Regions from separate parts of the Homo sapiens genome. Here all the other regions are linked to region 2. Evidence: read pairs that join two places in POLR2A ChIA-PET (ENCODE). Cell type or tissue: B cell. All regions are shown on one strand.

The links. ChIA-PET counts read pairs that join two places held together with the same protein. Peaks named below come from ENCODE experiments on the same cell type or tissue, not always from the same donor. Only the 100,000 strongest peaks of a DNase experiment are listed, where the experiment ranks them.
Region 1: POLR2A ChIA-PET joins it to region 2 with 7 read pairs; 2 of 35 experiments call an interaction of 5 or more read pairs at or near these places.
Region 3: POLR2A ChIA-PET joins it to region 2 with 5 read pairs; 12 of 35 experiments call an interaction of 5 or more read pairs at or near these places.

The regions. Positions count from the first base shown.
Region 1 is chr6:43,702,651-43,706,650 of GRCh38, reverse strand. It overlaps the pseudogene EXOSC8P1. Among named protein-coding and RNA genes, the nearest start is that of MRPS18A, 17 kb to the right of the region's middle. RefSeq lists a silencer at 3,560-3,659 and an enhancer at 2,762-3,747. In B cell, no CTCF peak of the experiment used is centred here; DNase peaks (open chromatin) are centred at 500, 1,700, 2,400 and 3,730; H3K4me3 peaks cover 825 bases; H3K27ac peaks cover 481 bases; H3K27me3 peaks cover 135 bases.
Region 2 is chr6:43,078,861-43,082,860 of GRCh38, reverse strand. The region is part of intron 1 of PTK7 (protein tyrosine kinase 7 (inactive)); the gene reads right to left. Among named protein-coding and RNA genes, the nearest start is that of PTK7, 4.5 kb to the right of the region's middle. RefSeq lists an enhancer at 1-118 and a silencer at 1,153-1,356. In B cell, no CTCF peak of the experiment used is centred here; no DNase peak of the experiment used is centred here; H3K27me3 peaks cover 296 bases.
Region 3 is chr6:42,909,562-42,913,561 of GRCh38, reverse strand. No RefSeq gene overlaps it. Among named protein-coding and RNA genes, the nearest start is that of PTCRA, 4.5 kb to the left of the region's middle. In B cell, no CTCF peak of the experiment used is centred here; a DNase peak (open chromatin) is centred at 2,221; H3K4me3 peaks cover 683 bases; H3K27me3 peaks cover 551 bases.

The DNA.
Region 1 (4,000 bases), 620 kb before region 2:
ACAACTGTCAACACAGGTTCAATTAGTACTGCAGTCGGTTCTCCTTTAGTGAAGCTGGGAAATACTACAGTAATGTGTAAGGTTAAAGCAGAGTTTGCAGCACCATCCACAGATGCTTCCATAAAGGATCTGTGGCTCCCACTGGGGCTCTGCCACCCTTGTGTTCCACTGAGATTTCAGTCTGGACCTCCTGGAGAAGAGATCCAAGCCACTAGCCAGATCACTGAAGATATCACTGAAAATTCACAGATAATTCAGAAAAGGAATTTATGCATTTCTCCAGGAAAGCGTGCTTGAATTCTATGCTATGATCTCATTCGCCTCTCTCATTTGCCTATTATGGAAGCATTTTGGATGCCTGCACATTTGCTTTGTAAGCAGCTTTTTAAAATGTACAGTTGCCTGAAGTTGCTAGAAAGAGACTATTTTAGCAGAAGTTAAGAAGAGAAGTTATTTGAATACTAGAACTTACCCAGCTGCAACTTCCTTTGCCGTGTTTGATGACACTTTGCTCATAGCTGACCTGACTGGAGAGGAGGAACATCTGGCAACTGGAATCTTAATAACAGTAATGGAAGAGGAAGCAGGCTCTGGTGTCCTCACCAAGCAGGTAAAAGTGGGCTGACTGGAGCTAGACTCCAGGACTAGATGAACCGAGCTGTTACAAGACACAAAGCTATTTAAAATGCAATGGATGAAGTAAATAGTATGAAACCCGAAGAAATGACCACCACATTTTCAAAGCAGATTTGTAAAAATTGTATTTGTTACACTGTGCACAAAACTTTTATACTATTAGCTGGGCGTGATAGTGCACGCCTGTAGTCCCAGCTACTCAGGAGGCTGGGGCGGAAGGGTTGCCTGAGCCCAGGAGGCAGAGGTTGCAGTAAGCCAAGATCTGCACTCAGACACTGTCTCAAAAAAAAAAAAAAAGAAAATTTTATACTCAATAAATATCAAACTACATTCTTCTGAAATATAGTTCTAGTATTTCTAGATGTTTCTAGTGTTTATGGTCACTTCACACATATATTATGTACAGTGAAACCATTTTTTTTTTCCTTTTCTTTCTGAGGCAGGGTCTCGCTCTGTCACCCAGGCTGGAGAGCAATGGCTTAGGCAAACCAACCCTAGTATGTTAAACCATTTCCCTGTTATTATTTAAAAACCATAGGATTGTGCTTCTCTATAAAGTGTGTACATTTAGCAGTGTAAAATACTGACACATTAAAAAACAAAAACAGAGGCCGGGTGCAGTGGCTCATGCCTGTAATCCCAGCACTTTGGGATGCCGAGGCAGGCAGATCACCTGCGGTCAGGAGTTTGAGACCAATCTGGCCAACATGGCGAAACCTCGTCTCTACTAAAAGTACAAAAATTAGCCAGGCGTGGTGGTAGTGTGCCTGTAATCCCAGCTACTCAAGAGGCTGAGGCAGGAGAATTACTTGAACCCGGGAGGCGGAAAAGCTTGCAGTGAGCTGAGATCATGCCATTGTACTCCAGCCTGGATGACAGAGCGAGAATCCATCTCAAAAAAAGAAAAAGAAAACAAAACAAAACTAAACAAAAAAAAAACAGAAAAAATAACGAGGAAGCTCTTGCTGCTCATGGTATGCTCACTAAGTAAATACAGTGCTAAGCAAATGCTGAGTAAATACAAAGCTAGGTGCAGAATACTGTGAATGGCATATTTACCAAAGAAAGGGGGAGGGTGTGGGAGTGGGGGAAGTGAAAACATGTTGATATACATTTGCTGCGTATACCTAGAATATCTCTGGGAAACCACATAAGAATCTGGTGAGGGGAGAAGGGGAGGGAGACTTTTCATTATATATACTTTCACACTCTTAAAATTTTAAAAGGCCGGGTGCGGTGGCTCACGCCTGTAATCCCAGCACTTTGGGAGGCCGAGGTGGGCGGATCACGAGGTCAGGAGTTCGAGACCAGCCTGACCAACATAGTGAAACCCTGCCTCTACTAAAAACACAAAAATTAGCCGGGCGTGGTGGTGCGTGCCTGTAATCCCAGCTACTCAGGAGGCTGAAGCAGGAGAATCGCTTGAACCCGGGAGGCAGAGGTTGGAGTGAGCCGAGATCATGCCACTGCACTCCAGCCTGGGCAACAGAGTGAGACTCCATCTCAAAAAAAAAAAAAATTAAAATATGAAAATATACCACTACAAACAAAAATGCTTTTTAAAAATCAAGATGAGGCTTAATTCTGCCTGGAGATTTATTTGATGGTAGTCCTCACCCACTGGCCCTCTTCCGAGGGCCCCATCTCCACTCCTCTCTGGCCAGTTGTCTCAGAGATAGATGCCAGCTTCCTCAAATCTTATGCAAAATTATCACTGTCTTGACTTCATCTTCACATAGTCAAGCCATGCCTTTTTCGCACAAAGGGCCCATTGCTGTGATTTCCCCACAAAAGAATCATTTCCCCAAGAGGAACCATGCCATGTCCCTAGAAAGCAGAAAGAGTGACAGTATCCTCTGTATTAAACAGCCCTGAAGTGTTTCTGCCAGGTCTGTTTCCATGCTTGCCTCTTCCGGCCTGGATTGTGGGTCTTGAGAGCAAAAACCTGTTTTATGCATCTCTGGGTCCCCGGCTTCATAGGTGATTCCAAATGCACCACATCCCTTCTTCAATGCCTGGCACAGCATGGTTCACACAGAGGACCCCTAGTAAATGTTTACCAGGTTGAGTCGCTTTGGTGAGGTGTGTGAACATGGAGAGATAAGACAGAGGGTGGAAGTTGGGCCAGATCTGGAGCAGAGCCAGAGGGTAATTAATAAAAACAGCTCACATTTATTGAGCATTTTACTACTTGCCAGGTGCTCTTCTCAATGCCTTTCTGCATTAGCTCATATAATCTTCACAACAACCCTACCAAGCAAGTTCCATTATTATCCCCATTGTACAGATGAGGAAACTGAGGCACAGAGCGACTAAGAAACAGTGTGTTGTTCAAATACTGTCATGTTCTATGGGTGCCATGATGTATCTGTGGCTAGGAAGTAGTTTTCTAGAACGTGGCTTTAAATTAGACTCACTCGGGGATCTTCTAAAACTCCTGATGCTCAGGCCACAAACTACACCAATTAAATCAGCATCTCTGGAGGATGAAATTGTCAATGGTAGTTTTTAAAGCTCCCCGAAAGATTCCAAAGCGCAACTGAATTTGGGAACTAGGGATCTGGGCCAAATCCTTTAATCCTTTATAATTAACGCACATGGAGATGTCACGGCGCAGAGAGAAGTGATTGCACAGGGGCACACAGGAGGGCAGTGGCTGAACCTCTGTCCTCCAGTGCCCAAGGTAGGTCTTCTTCTGCACCCCCAGCCCCTTCCTCCATGTTGCTGTAGGCACTGAGCTGGCAGGCTGCTAGGCCCACATGGATCTTACAGGTCTTGGCTCAAGGCTGGCTTGGAGGAAGATCCCCAGGACAGGCTAACTGATCCCCCTCATCCCAACGTGCCCCCATTCAAGCAGCTCCACAGGCTGGATGCCTTAGGGCAGAGCCCAACCTGGAAATTCTCCAGGCTTGGACACCACCCTGGATTTAGACAGAGCTCAGGGAGACTCAGGATGGGTGGGGCTTGGGGCAAAACACCACGGGAGTTGTGCCACAGTCACAGGCAAAAGAGCCGGGGCAGGCCCAGAGGCTAATTTCCCTGACCCCGCCCTGTGGGGCCTGTGTACTCCCCTCCTCCTCTCCCCACCCTCTGATGACGCACTGACCCCGGCCCTCCCCCTCAGTTCCCTCACCCCTCATTGGGAGGTGACGGAAATTCATTTCTGGCGGCCTGAGGGCTGTCAGCAACTTGTTTTCATTCTAGGGTCTGGCTGGTCCAGATAGGTCCATCCGGGCCCTATGTCACACAGGGGACACACACACAAACACACACACACACACACACACACACAAACACACACATTCACACACCCCAAACAGAACCTCTGGAGGAAAAGAAGGGAGGCACTCCAGGGGTTCTGAGT
Region 2 (4,000 bases):
TCTCCACTGGCTTTCGTTATAAAATCAGCCGTATTCTCCTCTAGGAAAAGCTGAGGTTCTGAGAGGAGCTAAACATCAGGCTGAATATTGCAGACTTCCTAGAGTCACACATTTAATGGAGAAATTTCTTGACAAAATCTAATTCAATTTAAACCCAAAGGAGGTAATATTAAAGCGTACACATCACCCCAAGGAGTGTTCGCATAAAGTGAGTTATTTAAAGCAAATCTTCAAATACTGTGCAGCATCTCAGCTCCCAATTTATACTGTTGCAACAGGAAAGCTCTGTGCCTTGAGATTCTGTATAAAGAAGGATGCCTAGGCCAGGACTTCTGGAACTCTGGGGTACAGAGTCACCTGAGCATCTTGTTAAAATGCAGATTGCAGCAGGGCACGGTGGCTCACGCCTGTAATCCCAGCACTTTGGGAGGCTGAGGTGGGCGGATCATGAAGTCAGGAGTTCGAGACCAGCCTGACCAACATGGTGAAACCCTGTCTCTACTAAAAATACAAAAAAATTAGCCTGGCGTGGTGGTGCGCGCCTGTAATCCCAGCTGCTCAGGAGGCTGAGGCAGGAGAATCGCTTGAACCCAGGAGGTGGAGGTTGCAGTGAGCCAAGATCGTGCCACTGCACTTCAGCCTGGGCGACAGAGTGAGACTCCATCTCAAAAAGAATAAATAAATAAATTGCAGATTGCGATTCTGATTCATGCTCCCAGGAATGCTGATGCCACGTGGCCCTGGGTCTTTCTTCAAGTAGCACAGTTATAGATACTCTAGGCCCCTACCCAGTTCTCTGAGGAAGCAACTTTAGCACCAGTTTTTAAGTTGCAGTCAGCTTCATACGTAGCGGTGCTTACCCACGCACAGAACTTGGAGAAAGCTAGAAGACCCACCACATCAAAACTGAGAAAAACCACCACCAAAACCAGCCAGCCCAGGATCAGGGAAGGAAGGTCTGATCCTTAATTTGGTCACCGTAGAGCAGGCGCAAGGAGGAACAGGCAACCCCAACTCAAAGAAGCTGGGGAGGGTGCAAAAGACTCCCCATGCCTAGGATGCAAGGGGATATTTAACTCCACCCTTGATCATTCTGCCCTGCACCCAAATGGTTCATTCACTTTTTAAATAAACCTATATGAGGACCTGTTATATCGGCTGGGTGCAGTGGCTCACGCCTGTAATCCCAGCACTTTGGGAGGCTGAAGTGGGCAGATCACCTGAGGTCAGGAGTTCGAGACCAGCCTGGCCAACATGGGGAAACCCCGTCTCTATTAAAAATACAAAAATTAGCTGGGTGCAGTGGCACACACCTGTAAACCCAGGTACTCAGGAGGCTGAGGTAGGAGAATCACTTGAACCTGGGAGGTAGAGGTTGCAGTGAACCAAGATCGTGCCAATGCCTCCAGCCTGGGAGACACAGGCAGACTCCATTTCAAAAAAAACAAAAACAAACAAACAACAAACAAAAAAACCACCTACATAAGAACCCATTATAAATAAGTACTGTACTAAACTCTATGGGAGAGCCCCTCAGTAAATTAAAACAAAACCCAATAGGGGCAAAAATATGGATGGTGTCGCAAGAATGACAGTCCAGAAGTTCTACAGTGTCTACCTTCTGGCAGGAGAGATAGGACAGCTTCAGGGAAGAAGAGGCGGTGGGGCTGGGCAACAGAGAGACAGGAGAAGGCAATGTACAACCGGGGACTGGCCCGAAGGAAAGAAAGGTGGGAGAAAACCAGATATGTGTTAGGAGATGGCAAATATTCCAGCTGGACTGGAATGGAGGGTCCCAGTAGGTAAAATGTCTATTGTTGGGAATGACTGTAAAGCTGAAGGAATCTTTGAAGCACACCACAGAGGGAAGACCAAGAAAGGGCTGTGTGTGTGTGTGTGTGTGTGTATTTTTTTTTTTTGAGACGGAGTCTCGTTCCGTCGCCCAGGCTGGAGTGCAGCGGCGCGATCTCGGCTCACTGCAACCTCCACCTCCCGGGTTCAAGTGATTCTCCTGCCTCAGCCTCCTGAGTAGATGGGATTAGAGGTGTGTGCCACCACACCCAGCTAATTTTTGTATTCTTAGTAGAGACGGGGCTTCACCATGTTGTCCAGGCTGGTCTTGAACTCCTGACCTCAGGTGATCCGCCTGCCTTGGCCTCCCAAAGTGCTGGGATTACAGATGTGAGCCACTGCACCCGGCCTACTTCATTATACTTAATCCTCAGCACAACTCTAGGATGTCCCTTTATAGAAGAGGCTGAGAAGCTAAGAGGTTCATCCAGGGCCACAGGGCCTGCCAATGAGTCTGAGTTGCTGCTTTGCCAGATATACTCCTTATCCCTGGGCTCCACATCCCTCAACAGAGGATCAAAAACACTGGGGGAAGATAAAAATTAAAAACAATACAACAATAAAAAAGAATACAAATTAAAGAATACAACAGTTATTTACATAGCATTTCCATTGTAATAGGTATTACAAGTAATTTACAGATTTTTTTGTTTTTTTTGAGACAGAGTCTCGCTCTGACACCCAGGCTGGAGTGCAGTGGTGCAATCTCGGCTCACTGCAAGCTCTGCCTCCCGGGTTCACGCCATTCTCCTGCCTCAGCCTCCCAAGTAGCTGGGACTACAGGCGCCTGCCACCACGCCTGGCTAATTTTTTGTATTTTTAGTAGAGATGGGGTTTCACCATGTTAGCCAGGATGGTCTCGCTCTCCTAACCTCATGATCCGCCCACCTCAGCCTCCCAAAGTGCTGGGATTACAGGCGTGAGCCACTGCATCCTGCCCTTTTTTTTTTTTTTTTTTTTGAACTCTGTCACCCAGACCGAAGTGCAGTGACACAATCATGGCTTACTGTAGCCTCAACCTGCTGGGCTCAGGCAATACTCCCACCTCAGTCTCCTGGGCAGCTGGGACCACAGGCACGTGCCACCATGCCTGGCAATTTTTTTTTTTTTTTTGTACAGGTGGAGGTCTCATTGTGTTGCCAAGGCTGGTCTTGAGCCCCTGGGCTCAAGCGATCCTCCTCCCTCTGCCTCCCAAAGTGGTGGGATAACAGGCGTAAACCTGGCCCTTAGAGATGATTTAAAGTATACAGGAGAAGCTGGGCATAGTGGATCATGCCTGTAATCCTCATACTTTAGAGCACTGAGGCAGGAAGACTGCTTGAGCCCAGGAATTTGAGGCTTCAGTGAGCCAAGATTGTGCCACTGCACTCTAGCCTGGGTGATAGAGGAGACCCTGTCTCATAACAAAACAAAACAAAAGTATACAGGGAAGTTGTGTGTACGTTATATGTAAATACGACACCATTTTATATAAGAGACTTGAGCACCCTTGGATTTTTTTTTTTTTTTGAGACGGAGTCTCGCTCTGTCACCCAAGCTGGAGTGCAGTGGCACGATCTCGGCACGATCTCGCCCAAGCTGGAGTGCAGTGGCACGATCACTGCAAGCTCCACCTCCCGGGTTCAGGCCATTCTCCTGTCTCAGCCTCCCGAGTAGCTGGGACTACGGGCACCCGCCACCACGCCTGGCTAATTTTTTGTATTTTTAGTAGAGACAGGGTTTCACCGTGTTAGCCAGGATGGTCTCAATCTCCTGACCTCATGATCCGCCCGCCTCGGCCTCCCAAAGTGCTGGGATTACAGGCGTGAGCCACCAGGCCTGGCCGCACCCTTGGATTTTGTTATTCTCAGGGAGTCCTATTCCAATTCCCTGCAGATGCCAAGGAAGGACCATACTTTATCTCCATTGCTTGAGCTCTGTCCACCACTCAATGCTGCTCTGAACACCAGGAGTTTGAGTATATCATTTGACAAGTGACAAGAAGAGCACCCTTGCCCTGCCACCATACTTCCCAACAGCTGAGAAAAGCCATCACTAATAAAAGCAACTCCTAGGCCTGAATTACAGGCTGCAGAGCCTTGAGGAATCTGCAGACAGCCTATCCCAGAACATGACGACTCAATTTCCCCAAAGAAACAAGAGCCCGGAG
Region 3 (4,000 bases), 170 kb after region 2:
GAAACCCCGTCTGTACTAAAAAATACAAAAATTAGCCAGGCATGGTGGTGCGTGCCTGTAATCCCAGCTACTCAGGAGGCTGAGGCAGGAGAATCACTTGAACCCGTGAGGCAGAGGTTGCAGTGAGCCGAGATGGTGCCATTGCACTCCAGCCGGGGTGAAAGAGCGAGACTCTGGCTCAAAAAGAAAAAAAAAAAAGAGACAAGATCCTGTTATTTTACCTGGACTGGAGTGCAGTGTCTATTCACAGATGTGATTGTCAAACTCATGGCCTCAGACTACAGAGTAGCTGGGACTACAGGGGCATGCTTCCATACCTGGCCATCCTAACCATTTGTAAGCATACATTTCAGTGGCCATTCATACTGCTGTGCAACCATCACCATCATCCATCTCTAGAATTTATCTTGCAAAAATGAAACTCTGTACCGTGGCAACCACCATTCCCATTCTACTCTTTCTTTCTTTCTTTTTTTTTTTTTTTTTGAGATGGAGTCTCACTCTGTCGCCCAGGCTGGAGTGCAGTGGTGTGATCTCGGCTCACTGCAACCTCCACCTCCCAGGTTCAAGTGATTCTTGTGCCTCAGCCTCCCAAGTAGCAGGGATTATAGGCAACTGCCACCATGCCCGGCTAATTTTTGTATTTTTAGTAGAGACAGGGTTTCACCATGTTGGCCAGGCTGGTCTCAAACTCTGACCTCAAGTGATCTGCCCACCTCGGTCTCCCAAAGTGCTGGGATTACAGGCGTGAGCCACCGTGCCTGGCCACCAACATTCTACTTTCTATAAATGAATTTGACTACCTCATTCAAGTAGAATCATACAGTATTTGTTTTTTGTGACCGGTTCATTTCATTTAGCACATGTCAAGTTTCATCCATGTTGAACCACGTGTCAGAATTTTCTTCCTTTTTAAAGCTGAATAATATCTCATTGTATGTATAGAGCACATTCTGCTTATCCATTAATCTGTGGGTGGACACTGGGCTGCTTCCACATTTTAGCTATCACGAACATGACTTAATGATAGCTAAAGTGGTATTGACCTCAAAGGAAGAGGCTGAAGCACCAAATATCATTTAAAGAGTTTACTTGATGATGCCTGTAATCCCAGCACTTTGGGAGGCCGAGGAGGGAGGACTGCTTGAGGCCAGGAGTTCATAATGATATCCATTATGAACACAGATATCTCTTTGAGACTTTCCTTCTTTCTTTCTTTTTTTTTTTTTTTTTTTTTTGAGACGGAGTTTCGCTCTTGTTGCCCAGGCTAGAGTGCAATGGCACGATCTTGGCTCACCACAACCTCCGCCTCCCGGGTTCAAGAGATTCTCCTGCCTCAGCCTCCCAAGTAGCTGGGATTACAGTCACCGCCACCATGCCCAGCTAATTTCGTATTTTTAGTAGAGATGGGGTTTCTCCATGTTGGTCAGGCTGGTCTTGAACCCCCGACCTCAGGTGATCCGCCCGCCTCGGCCTCCCAAAGTGCTGGGATTACAGGCGTGAGGCACCGCGCCTGGCCTTGAAACTTCTTTAGTCTGGTGCCAGCCTCACTCGATTTCCGTCTGGATGGCTATTTTAATAATCCTGTGGATGGCGCTCTCCTGACGGTCCTGAGGGAACACTCTGCCTCCAGGGCTGCGCTCCCGGCCCTTGCTTTCCCAGGGCTGCCTGGAGGCCGCGGTCCCCGCGCGTTCCCAGGCACAGCCCGCGCCCAGGTGCGCGCCGTCGCGGTGGGTTCCCCCCCGGGAGGGGGAGGGAGCGGGGCAGGTGTCCCTAACGACTCTCCCACCCTCCAGCCCAGGGAGGAGCTGGCTCGGGCTCGGTTACCACATTACAGATGGGGAAAGAGCTCTCCTGCCTCTTTCAGATTGCAGGATCTTCCCAAGAACCGGAAGGAGGAAGACCCCCTCCACCCCCGCCCCCGAGCCAGCCGCCTCTATCTGCAGTAGCTGACCCTTCCGCCTGTCCGCTCCGGCTCCCGCGGGGCTCAGGCGTCCCTGGCCACCGCAGCCTGGAAGCGTTCCTTGCCTGCTCCTCACATTGGTCTCCTCTTGCTGAGATCCCCGAGTCTCCCTCGGACCCCATAGTCTTGCTGGCCCTGAAGACGCCTTGCCCTGGGCGGACGGCCTTTTAACTGGACTTGGGCGAACCTATCATTCGCTGGCCAGGACTCGTTCCCAGATATCTAATTTAATCCTCACAACCATCCCACCAGGTGTTACCGGCTAAGGAAACGGGCCCAGAAAAACTAAGTTGAAACGGCGAAGATACCCTAGCAGGCCAGTGGTGGAGCCAGCTGGAGGCGGCAGTTCAGCAGAGGGATGTGTTTACAGGGCTGTCTCTTCCAAAGCTCATTCACAAGGCTGCCGGGGCAGAGAAATGAAATAGGGGCGCCCATCTGCGTGCCTGGGGCATGGCAGGTGCTCACGCTAATTGATACCTCCCCTCCATTTTTTCTTATGTACCGGTGGAAAACCGAGGGCCCATGGAAAGCTGAGACGAGCCACGTAGGATGTGAAAAATAAAATTAAGAAAAAGTAGGCCGGGCGTGGTGGCTTACGCCTGTAATCCCAGCACTTTGGGAGGCCAAGGCGGGCGGATCACCTGAGGTTAGGAGTTCGAGACCAGCCTGGCCAACATGGAGAAACCCCGTCTCTACTAAAAATACAAAATTAGCCGAGTGTGGTGGCACGCGCCAGTAGTCCCAGCTACTTGGGAGGCTGAGGCAGGAGAATCGCTTGAACCCAGGAGGTGGAGGTTGCAGTGAGCCGAGATCACGCATTGCACTCCAGCCTGGGCAACAAGAGCGAAACTCTGTCTCAAAAAAAAAAAAAAAAAAAAAAAAAGTCCCCTTCAGGAATGCTGACAGGGGCACACCTATTTAATTTATCAAATGAAAAGCTACAGTGTTATTTATAACAAAAAAAATCACCTAAATGTTCAATGATAAGGAAATAGCTAAATAAAATATGGTGGATATGCACGATGAAATAGTATACAAGCCTAAAATGTTCATTCATTCTTTCATTCAGAACCATTTATTGGTCTCTGCCTTTTTTTTTTTTTTTTTTTTTTTTTTGAGACAGAGTCTCGGTCTGTCACCCAGGCTGGAGTGCAGTGGCACAATCTCGGCTCACTGCAACCTCCACCTCCCGGGTTCAAGCGATTCTCCTGCCTCAGGCTCCTGAGTAGCTGGGATTACAGGCGCCCACCACCACACCCGGCTAATTTTTGTATTTTTAGTAGAGACAGGGTTTCACCATGTTGGTCAGGCTGGTCTCGAACTCCTGACCACGTGATCCGCCCACCTCGACCTCCCAAAGTGCTGGGATTACAGGTGTTAGGCACCAGGCCCGACCTATTGGTCTCTGCTTTATGCCAGGAATTGGGGCTGGGGATAATCAGACAAAAAGAGATGCTCTCAGCAGTCAAGAGGGAAGAGACAGGTAGGGGACCTGGAGTGTTAACAGATACTGTGCCTAAGCAACACACTACACGCACGCACACACACACACACACACACACGCCCACACACCCAAGCATAAGTGCAGAGTTAGAGGGCGGGGTCCTGGGGGAGGGGCTCTTTCTTGTAGAGTGGGTGGGAATCAGAACAAGTGCTTTAGAAGTTTATACTTGGGGGCCGGGCGCGGTGGCTTACGTCTGTAATCCTAGCACTTTGGGAGGTGGGCTGATCACAAGGTCAGGAGATCGAGACCATCCTGGCTAAAACGGTGAAACGCCATTTCTACTAAAAATATAAAAAATTAGCCGGGCGTGGTGGCACACACCTACCCAGCTACTCAGGAGGCTGAGGCAGGAGAATCGCTTGACCCCACGAGGCGGAGGTTGCAGTAAGCCGAGCTCACACCACTGCACTCCAGCCTGGGCGACAGAACGAGACTCTGTCCCCCCCCAAAAAATTTATACTTGAGGCTTGACGCAGTGGCTAATGCCTGTAATCCCAGCACTTTGGACTTTGGGAGGTTAAGGTGGGAGGTGA